2 separate regions of the Mus musculus genome follow, and region 1 is linked to region 2. A link is a loop called in an ENCODE intact Hi-C map of the cell type or tissue named here. Cell type or tissue: left cerebral cortex. All regions are shown on one strand. Each heading gives the region's core, and the rest is flanking DNA. Links, peaks and the distances in the headings are about the cores only. Region 1 holds the start of Pgm2 (phosphoglucomutase 2). Region 2 overlaps Rell1 (RELT-like 1).

The links. A loop is a pair of places that touch in the nucleus more often than their neighbours do. Peaks named below come from ENCODE experiments on the same cell type or tissue, not always from the same donor. Only the 100,000 strongest peaks of a DNase experiment are listed, where the experiment ranks them.
Region 1: it touches region 2 in a loop (3-fold over the local background); 5 of 42 quality-filtered maps call a loop at or near these places.

Annotation. Positions count from the first base shown.
Region 1 is chr5:64,089,560-64,094,938 of GRCm38, forward strand. Pgm2 (phosphoglucomutase 2) reads left to right here and starts at 3,380. Exons shown (of 14, transcript NM_025700.3): 1 at 3,380-3,529. The coding sequence starts at 3,425. In left cerebral cortex, for the core only: no CTCF peak of the experiment used is centred there; a DNase peak (open chromatin) is centred at 3,348; H3K4me3 peaks cover 2,256 bases; H3K27ac peaks cover 1,080 bases.
Region 2 is chr5:63,903,890-63,909,268 of GRCm38, forward strand. Rell1 (RELT-like 1) reads right to left here. Exons shown (of 7, transcript NM_145923.4): 7 at 5,009-5,379. Among named protein-coding and RNA genes, the nearest start is that of Rell1, 62 kb to the right of the region's middle. In left cerebral cortex, for the core only: a CTCF peak has its summit at 2,753 (motif pointing right); a DNase peak (open chromatin) is centred at 2,772.

The DNA.
Region 1 (5,379 bases), core at 229-5,228, 190 kb after region 2:
CAAAGAAGGGCTGGAGAGATGGCTCAGCAAATGGTTAAGTGACTGAGTGCTCTTCCAGAGTTCAATTCCCAGCAACCACATGGTGGCTCACGACCATCTGTAATGGGGTCTGTTGCCCTCTTCTGGTGTGTCTGAAGACAGCTACAGTGTACTCACATACATTAAATAAATAAATACATACATACATACATACATACATACATACCTAAAAAGAAAACCAAAATAAAAAAAAAACCCACAAAGAAAACCTACAACTCTTAAGACTGTAGCTTTGTATGCTGGTGTATGCCTATAATCCCAGCAGTTAGGAGTTAGAGACAGGAGTATCAGGTGTTTAAGGCTGTGCTTGGCTACATATTGAGTTGACTATGGGCTACAGGAGACCCAAAACCAAACCAAGCAACCAACAAAAAGACTATAGCACTATCAAGTAACGTGTGTGTGTGTGTGTGTGTGTGTGTGTGTGTGTGTGTGTGTGTGTATTATCTCCATCCAGCTCATGAAGTAGCTGGTCCAAGCAAGGGACGATGGCACATATCAATAGTCTCAGCTACTCTAGGAGGCTGAGGCAGGAGGATCATAAATTTCAAGCCAGCCTTAGTTACAACTATAGGCAATTTAAGACCAATTTAGACAAGCTTTGGCAACCCAGTCTCAAAGAAAACCAATAAAAGGTGGAGAGAGAGGGCCTGGAACTGAGGATGTGGCTCAGTGCTTGGCTAGCACAAGCAAGGCCCTGATTGATTCCTGTGGTGGGGAAGAAGGGCAGAACAGACACAAAACTCCTCCTTCCCAAATATAACCAGTCCCCTAATGTCCATAGATTAACTCTCCTGTAGTTTGTATGTTAACAATTTTTTAAATTGAAATATGAACCAGTGAGATGGCTTGGCAAGTAACGGCTGTAAAAGTATCTTTTATTTGCCTGGTGTAATTGTCATCTCTGAGACTTACTGCCTCCTGTCTGTCTGCTAACCTAGGCCCAGTTCTGGAAGCTTCTAGCCTCTGTACAGTCTTATCTAGGCCTAGAATGTTTTCAGCCTCTGAGACTTGCTGCTGAATAAGATCTCTCCTCCTCACTCTGTCTGAACTCTAGCTGGCTGGTTGGACTCAGCTGTTCTGGCTTAAACTCCTCTTCAAGTTGACTGATTCAATCTGGCATCTCTCTCAGCCTCTGACTTTTTGCTTGGCTTGGCCTCATACTAACTGACACTCTGTTGTCATGTGGCTCTTTCTCGTTGACTAACTCCGTCTTTGCCTGTGTGTAGTTTGTTCTCCCTCTCTCTACAACCTGTCTCTATAACTGTCCTAGTAAGCCTGCCCTCTCCCTTCTCTCTCTGCACTGTTCTCTCCTAAGTAGCCTCTCTTTCCTCTCTTCTGTTCTGTCAAGTCTTTCTCTGATTCATCACTTTGTCTGCCACTCAACTAGACATCACTTTCAAACATGGGTGCTTCCTTCTACAAACTAACCTTACCTTCACTGTTTGGGATTAAAGGTGAGCACTAGGGTTGTGTCTGTATCCCAGCCAGAGGGGTTAAAGGTGTAAAGGTGTGTGCTAAAACTGAGTCACACCACAACTAGAAACAGGTTTCTCCAGTAAACAACTTAAGCTCAGAGTTCAGAGTATGATTAAATATCCTGCAACAAAAGGCACTTGCCACCAAGCTTGACAACCTGAATTCGATCCCTAGGACCTCTATGGTGGAAGAAGAGAAATGACTTCCTAAAGTTATCCTTGTATTTCCATATGTATGGCACAGCACACACACACACACACACACACACACACACACACACACACCGTAGATAAATGTAGTTTTTTAAAATTTCAAAATTGAGACATAACTTATAGCTGGTAACCATGGTTCTAAGTTTTGACGAGCACCTGGATCCAGGAAATCACAAACCCAGAGTCGCTTCCCTTAACCCCCAGTGACCTTTGCAGTGAATCCCCATATCCAGTTCTGGAAAATACTGATTTGTTTTCTTTCTTTGTGCTTTTCTTAGTCAGTGTCTGTCAGACCCAATGTCTGTCAGAGGTCTGAATTCTTTCACTCTATGGGATGGTTGTGAGCTACATCCATGAAGTTGTATACAGTTCTTCATTCTCACTGGGCTGTGTAACTCATGGCTTATCGATCATCATTTATGTATATGATTTAGAATGAATATACCACTACATATTTATCCATTCTATTGTTGGCAATCTGGATGTGTATGGTTGGAGCTTTTTGCGACTAAATCTGCTAGAAACCTTTTAAAAAGTTGTGTGTGTGTATGTGTGTGTGTGTGTGTGTATGTTTGTATTTTGCCTGCATACATGTCTATGCACCATGGATATATATGACAATGGAGGTCTGAAAAGGATGCAGGATCCCCTGGAACTGGAGTTTCAGACCATCCTGAGCAGCCATGCTAGTGCTGATAATCAAACTTAGGTGCTCTGGAAGAACAACCCGTGCTCTTAACTGCTTTGGATTTTTTTTGTTTAATTGTTTTTTCTTTCGTTTTAGGGTTGTTTGTTTGTTTGTTTGCTTGTTGAGACGAGATCTCACACTGGAACCCACGGTGAACTGGAACTCACTTTGTAGGCCAGGCCCTGAACTCACAACAGTCCCAACAGTCGGGACTGCAGGAGCGAGGAAGGCATCATGTGCGGCTCAGAACCATTCTTGCTTGTGCTTCCCCGTGCCCAGCCAGGTGTGCACATACATCACCCAGCTGACCTGGAATTCTCGTTTGTGTGTGGCGACCTCAGGCGGATGAGTCGACATTCTTTTTACATTTTCTAGTGTGAAAATCCAGTTGACCCGGTGCCTTGAAATTACAACTCGTCCTTCCGGTTGCTCTTCTGACATAAACTGTCTTTGCAAGTGTTATCTCATTTCTGGCTCGTTGGTCTATTTGATTTATTTCCCACTTGGCTCTTCTTTTTCAAGATTTGTTTCCCCCTCTGCTATTCTCTAATTTAATTTACATTTTGAGATAGGATCTCCCTATGTACCCCTAGTTAGTCTAGAGTTCACTATGTAGATCAGATTGGCCTCTAACTCACAGAGACCTGCCTGCCTCTGCCATGTGGCTACTGGCCTGCGCCAATGTGCTCTGCTTCCCAGCGCAGTCAGACTAGCATCTCAGGTGTGATGGGCACCAAATGCATACTTGATGTTTGCTGGAGGACCCTGGGTATGTAGGGCCTAGGAGACTAGAGTAAGGCGAGCCTCCAGCTCTCCTAACAACAAAGCACTCCCCAATTGCCTGGCCCTCCGGGAAGCACACCCACTAATGGCGAGTCTGGAACCGGGCGGGGCTGCTGCACGTCCTCTTCCCTCCGGCTCTCTGACTACGCCTCTTTCCCCGCCCTCTCCCCGCCCCTCCAGAAGGGTGACCCGGCCTCCTCCGCCCGGTTGTGACTGCTGCGGGATGGCGGCGGCGACACCGACAGAGACACCGGCTCCGGAAGGCAGTGGCTTGGGTATGGACGCGCGACTGGACCAGGAGACCGCGCAGTGGCTGCGTTGGGACCAGGTAAGGGCCGATCTCCGGCTCTTCGGTTCTCGGGCGCCGTGGCTTGTCCGGCAGGGAGCCGGGCCCAGCTTCCTTCTTTCCTTCCCTGCCTCGCCACACGGTGCCTGCTCGGCATAAGCTGTTGCGGGACTGGAGACAGCTGTGTGGCTCGCCCGGCTGCTAGACCCGGTAGAGGAGCGAGCTGGGGGGCGGGGAGTGGGGTGGAGAGTGAATGTAGCGGGCCTGGGACCCGGGGTAGTCCACGCACGAGAAGGTTTTTGAGGTTCTGTGATGGGCTGAGCATCTTCATCCATTCAGAATCCGCTCTGTCCCGCCTTTCCCGGGACCTGGACTTCTCCACAGTCCAGACCACCTTTTCTGATTTCATGGATACTACCGGGTCCCTGATGGGCCAGGCTGACAGGGAGTTTTCCAGAGAACATACACTCCACTGGGAAGGTGACAGGGAACGCTTTGGCCCCAGCTGCGCCTTTCCCCTGTAATGTCTTAGTCAGTCGGCCAGCTCCGGACATCACTTCCTTTGCCCTCTACAAGTTCTCTCTGACCTGTGCTTTCGCGTGTCCTGTTGCTTTCCCGCAATGTTCCTCTTGCCGGTGTTCTGCTGACTTTATTTCTCTTGTCGTTTTTCCTGTGTGAACTTAGCGGATCTTTCCTGTCTCCCAAGTGCAACTCAAACTCTCTCTCTAGACAGCCCAGGCCTTTGGTTCCCTGCTCTTCCTGGAATTGAAAGACAATCCCTTACAGGCTTGTTTGTTTAAAATTTGTCGGTATCCAGGGCTGACTTCAGGAGGTGAGACCCACGCAGATCCACTGAACCTGTACTCAGGGAAGGGCCCAAGCCGTATTTTAAAGCACTACTTTGAGATTCTCTATTGTTAAACACGGAGTCTTTCGTTCTAATTGTGCACTGGCCCCCCCTGAAAATTATGTAGCTGGTGCTGTGTGTCTCTGCTGCTTTCCGTGGTCTATAGTACCGTAGTACCGTAGTGCCGTACTGCATGTCTATAGTTGGTCCCTGAAACATTTGGTGACTGGATAGAGGCTGGAAGGCTCAGCAGAGGCCTTTGCTCGCTCACACCTAGAAAATGAATAGTCAGGCCATCCTGGAAACAGGATGGCAGTGCTAGCGCCTCATGGGAGGTTTTGTTTTGCTTTGTTGTGGATTTTTTTTTTCCTGGAAACATAAAGCATTCCAGGATGTTTAAGGGGAGGAAACTGTTTCCATTTCTGATCACTTAATAACTTGCATTGTGTAGCTGTCCTAACACCTCAGCTAAGAAGTCTTGTGTGTGTTATTGGGCTCTTGTACCACTTGACTAAGTGTCTGACAGAGACTGAAGGGGCGGGAAAGAACTGCTCTGCTCACACTCTGAGATGCTCTTATCCTTCATGGTAGAAAGGAGTAGCAGAGCTGTTGGCTAAGGAGCAGAGAAAGGGGGAATACAGGAAGAGGCCATTGAGGAAATATACCATCCTGTGACAAGTCCCAGTATCCTCGATTCTCCAACTTGCTCCCAGTTCCCACCATTTGTCACCTCCTCATAATCCCGGCATATTATGGATCCATCAAAGGAGGGACCCTTTGATCCCATCAGAGCCTGGGATCTATTGGTCTTCAGAAGGTACTTCACAGATGGGCTCAGAAGTGAGCAGAAAATGTAATTACTGTAGAACATGGAATCTGTCTTGGATGTCCACGGTACCTCCGTGGAAACTTGTCCTTTTCTCCTCTGGAGATGCTTCAATGTTCTTTTCCCAATCCGAGGTGTGTCTTTGTGGTGTATGGCTGTGTCTGTGTTCATGTGCTTGTGTGTAGCTGTGTGGGCACCTGTGGTGCATGTTTGTGCAGA
Region 2 (5,379 bases), core at 206-5,205:
TGTGTGTGTGTGTGTGTGTGTGCACACTTGAAAACGCACATCCAATGCCACCCACCTACCACTGTTCCTTCATTGGGGCTGCTGGGGAATCACTTCCAGGCATTTGGGAATAGTTAATATGAAACTAAGCTAAAATGTAACCTAAAGGCCAGAAAACAGGGAAAGAATTTCACTTATTTCCCTTATCAAAAACTGCACATTCCAGACTGCTAATTAGAGTGCTTAGTTAGAACCTTGCTACTTTGTGCTTGTGACTCTTCCAGAGGAAGAGTCCCCACATCCCAAGACCCACATCCCAGGACTCACATTGGGCCACTCATGACCAATGTAACTACAGCTGCATGGTGTCTGCCTCCATCTTCTGGCTTCCAGCTTTCCCAGACACATGCTCACATACATGGCAGACACACAGGTTCTAACTAAGTACTCTAATTGGCAGTCTGGCACATGTATATGGCAGATGCATAGACACATCCATAAACATAAACTAAAATAAATCTAAAACAAAAAAGGAGAATCCTGATGCTTTGAAAGCAAAATGATATGAGGAATGTATGATAGAATAACAACGTAACAGCGGGGCATATGGTACATTTCCATAATCCCAGCCCTCCAGAGGATGAGGCAGGAAGGTTTTGAGTTCAAGTCTAGCCTGGGTTATATAATGATTCATTGTCTCAAATGCAAGGAAGCAAGCAAGGAAGGAAGGACAGATGGACAGGAGGGAGGGAAAAAGAAAAGTCTGGGGAGATCGCTTGAATGGTCAAGTGTTTTCCTTGCATGTGCAAAACCCTAGGTTCCATTCCAAGTTCTTCTTGTCTAAAACAATGACTGAAGAGCAGCCAAAGGCTTAAACTATGAATTTGCAAATCCAGACTCATAAAGGTTTTCATGACATTAGCCATAAACCAAGTGACAATCTAGTAAAAATGGATGTCATATTTAAACCATAAATTATTTATTTATGGCTTACTTATTTATAGCAAGATGAAATAACTATATACACACTACTTCAAAAGTAATTTGCTGGGAGAGATGGCTATTGGTTGAATTATGGACTGAAATCCTCTCCATCAATTGTGTCTGCAAGCAAATCCTGCCTGGGCGTACTGAGACCCATTGCTCCAGTCACATCCATGTGTAAAGCAGAGGCGATGGCCAGGACTCCCTCTGCACCACAAGACAACACTAAGACATACAGTGCTGCTCACCTGCCCAGCTCCTGGCAAACCATCACAATTAGCTGTCTTCTGGTCACTTGGCTGAGGTCACTGGCTCACTTTCACAAGTCACATTCAACATCTTAGAAACTAAGTCTTAACTGCTACACACCAAAGCTCTCCAAACCACTTCTGATTACACCCATCTCTAAAGTGATAAAGTGACCCTTTCCCACTTACATCATCAATTATCACCCATCATTAAAATTACAATACAGAGGCACTTATCTGGAACAAACTTTATCCCCTTTATTTCATCCCATACTGACCGGTGCACACACAGGAGTTGACCCCACTTAGACTTTTAGGTCACATCACCCTTAAAGTGAGTAGCTCATATTAAGGTGACTCTTTCTTTTAGCGTTCCTTCTTCACAAGGTAATCATGTTGAGGGCCCGTGGGATCTTAAAGGGTCATTAGGCTGTGGAGGCTCCACTCTCAAGAACAAACTGTTTATTTCTCAAGTAACAGCATCAGGTCTCAAGACAGAATTAAGGAGTGAGTTGTGTCTTGTGGGGTTGCATTGGTTACCCTGAGAGCGGTTTTTCCTCTTCTCTGAGTCTTCCTTGGCCCGTCTCACAAACCCTCCTGCTACAGTGATGGTGCACCTGCCATTGTCCAGTGAACATCAAGGGCTTTATTAAATGTGGCTGCTAAGCTCAGACTTTTCAACCTCCCAAACTTGGGAGCAGTTAAGCCTTTTATCCTTTGAAACCATTCGACCCCAGGTATTTTGTTTATAGCCATACAAAACAGTGGCACCAATACCCACTAAAACAGCAGTGCCTTCTGGGAGTTTACGGGCAGGCTATGGCACGCATCACGATTTTGTGTGAATTTTCTACTCCTTAAAAAAGCACAAAGGGATCCCTACAGCAAGCTGGGTAGCTAGACTAATTAAATCAGTGGTGCCTGGGTTTAGTTAGAGAACCCAATGAAGTAAAGAGAAATTTAAGACACTCAGTATTAACATATGCATGCCCACACACATGAGAATGTACAACACACAGGCATGTCACACACACACACACACACACACACACACACACACACACCACATCCACATGCAAAAGTAAACCAACAAGCAAATCCACTGTGCAAACGATGGCTCGGGAAAATGCTAAGCCTCAAAGAAGCCAAGAGCCTGGTTCCCAGCATACAGCGTGAGTGGCAGAGGTAAGGCTCAGCTCTACATCGAAGGTCAAGCTATCTCTCTGAGTCCCAATTGCTTAGTCACACCATTTCTATGACAGCATTTAGGGCCTGAGGTTCTCTCCACAGTCATTCCTGCCTTCATCTGTGTTCACAGGCACTGTCTGGCCTCAGACAGTGAGGAAGCGTTTGAAGGGAAAAACAAGATAGATTGACAGGGTCAGAAAAAAAATGATCAGGAAAAAAAAACCAAACTCGCTCCTTTACTCCCATTAGCTAGCTAGTGATATCCTTTATTTTTAAAGGTTTATTCATTCTGCCAACACATCACGGGGGCTCTGCACACCAGTACACACAAATGGCCGGATCATGCCCCACTGCAGTTCCTACATCCAACCAGAAGAGGGGGCCAAAGTGCTATCTCTGTGTAAGGTGGATGCTCAGCGTCAAACACTTGGCTACAAAGCTCCAAGTTGCGGGGACCCCATTTGTAAGTCCCCTAACCTTCACTTTTTCAACTGTAAGTTTTGGATAGCGCAAGGCTGGCCAGCAAGACAAACTTGAGAAGGAATTGCAGAAGTGTGCAAAACCATAAACAGTGCCCCACCCCCAAAACCATAGATCCTCCAGGAGCCCAGATACAGAGAGCACTGACCAGGGGATCCAGACTGGCCATGATTTGCCACATTCCCAACCCTGACAGTGCCTGTGAACACAGATGAAGGCGGGAATGACTGTGGAGAGAACCTCAGGCCCTAAATGTGCATGCCTGCATTGAAAACGTTCTTATATAGTAAGAGTGGTGTTTCCTACAAAGTTGAAAATAACATAAGGTTAAAATGAATGGAACAAGTACGGAGTCAGAGGTACCGTGTGGACTTGGACTCTTAGCACACAGAAACACAAAGATGTGTATACTATATGGATTACTATACAGAGGGCAGAGGCTGCGACACCCAGTATCAATGAGCACAGCTTGTGTCCTTATTTTAAAAAATACCATTCTCTAGCAAAATGACTTAGGGCTCCTTAGATTCGCAGTTGGTCCTAAGGATGGGATGTTGAGGTTTGGTCTGTTGCTATGAATTGTAATGCTAAGTGTGAGGGGAGCAAGACTTGGTTGTCCCAGAGAGTCCCCACATAGATTCAAGTTATTTCTGATTAGTGAATAAAGATGCCTACAGCCTATAGCTGGGCAAAATTGAGATAGGTGGGGGCTTAGTGTTCCCGGCAGCATTGGAGTTGGAGATGATCACAAGGGGAGAGAGAAAGGTGGAGAGGGGAGTAAGATGCCCTGGGTTAGGAGTCAAGAAAGCACAGCCCTGAGGGCTGGCCAACTGGAGTTAAGAGCAGCCCATGTGAAACAGTAATAACTCAGGGTTATCAACAGGAAATATATTTTAACAGCATAGAAGGTAGATATTTGCCCAGCTGTGCTGTTTAAGGCTTGTAAATATAAAGGTTCCCTGTGTCTTTTATCTAGGAAAAAAAAATGGTCAAAGTCAGGGTAGAAACCTCAAATTGAGATTAAATATTTTCTACAACACTGGGGCAAGGAACAAGAAAACAAGAAGAGCCTGGGGCACCGTCTGGGCCAGAACGTAGTAAGGGGCTAGAAATAGGCGAGACAGAGGAGCGTGGGGGAAGTGGGGAGAGAGAGCACCGTGCCAAAGGCATCAATCTGTAAGAGCTTTCATTACAGGCACTATCCTCGAGGGAATGGAGTTGTATGCCCTTGTCCTGCTCCCTCGCACCCAGAAAAAAAAAAAAAACCCACATTGATACTGAAATTTCAACACCTAGAATAGGCCTCGCGTGACCCTTCTGGGAGCTAGGATCTTTGCAAATGTAACCAAGTTAAGATGAGTTCTTATGATGGATTGCAGTGGGCCCCTAAGCCAGGGGGCAGATGGCCTTAAAAGGAGGAATAGGATACCCACAGAGAAGGATATCTCAAGACACAGATCTTCAATGATGCAGAACTTCAAACCAGGAAATGCTGAGAACTTTCTAACAAACACCTCCCTCAGAATACAGGGTGGACCTAACCCTGGAGAAACGTTGTTTCTAGCTCTGGCCTGAAATAGCTTTCTATATTGCATTAGTTGCCAAGCTCTTGGTAACTTGTTGATTGGAGTCCTGGGGAAGTCACCTCCAATGGATGGTAAAGCTAGCAGACGAAAAGGTAAACACAGGTAAGTTACTAGCCTCATCCCCGAGTATCTTCCCTCTTCATTACAGAGGCACAAATAGTAACTGTAACATACTGAAGCCTGCTAGACATGACAACCAAATGACTGACTGGAAATCACAAGATGACACATGTCAACTCCATGTCCCCTGACGTGCAGCATCCTTACCAAGGCAAAACTTCAAGTCTCTCCAATGAGAAAGTTCCCCAGCTCAAATGGAAGGACACTGTAGAGAGCCGAGCAGCTTACTACAGTGTTGTGATCAAGAGACTGGACTAGTGAGCAGTCTTCGGAGATGCAATAACTCAGGGCAAAGTGGGAATCCCCCTCCCCCTGAGTTCTAATTTGTTTATCAATCTTGGACGGATGCTGCTTTCTTAGTCATGATCATGTTCCTATGGTGATGTAAGATGTTGAACACTAAGATTAGCAGACTGAGGGGTACCCATAAACTCCACACTATATTTATTTCTCTATGTCCCAAATCATCCATGGGGCGGGGGCGGGGGAGGAGGTAGAGGTGCTATAAAAGGGGAAATCCAATCAGACCAGCCTAACGATTACTCAACAATCGAAGACTTAAGAAGCTGGTCCTGTAAGATGTCGCTCATTCAAGCACACTGGTTTAATGCTTTTATTTTTAACTCTGCTTTGGTAGTACAAAATTCATAAAAAGTACAAACCAGACAGTTAAAAATACATTTGACACTGGAAACCAAAAAATTTTCCTTTACAAAATGTTTTACATCAAGATGGCAACCGAGTGACTCTTTCCTTTACACCAAGAAGCGATCCATCATTAGTGTCGTGGACAG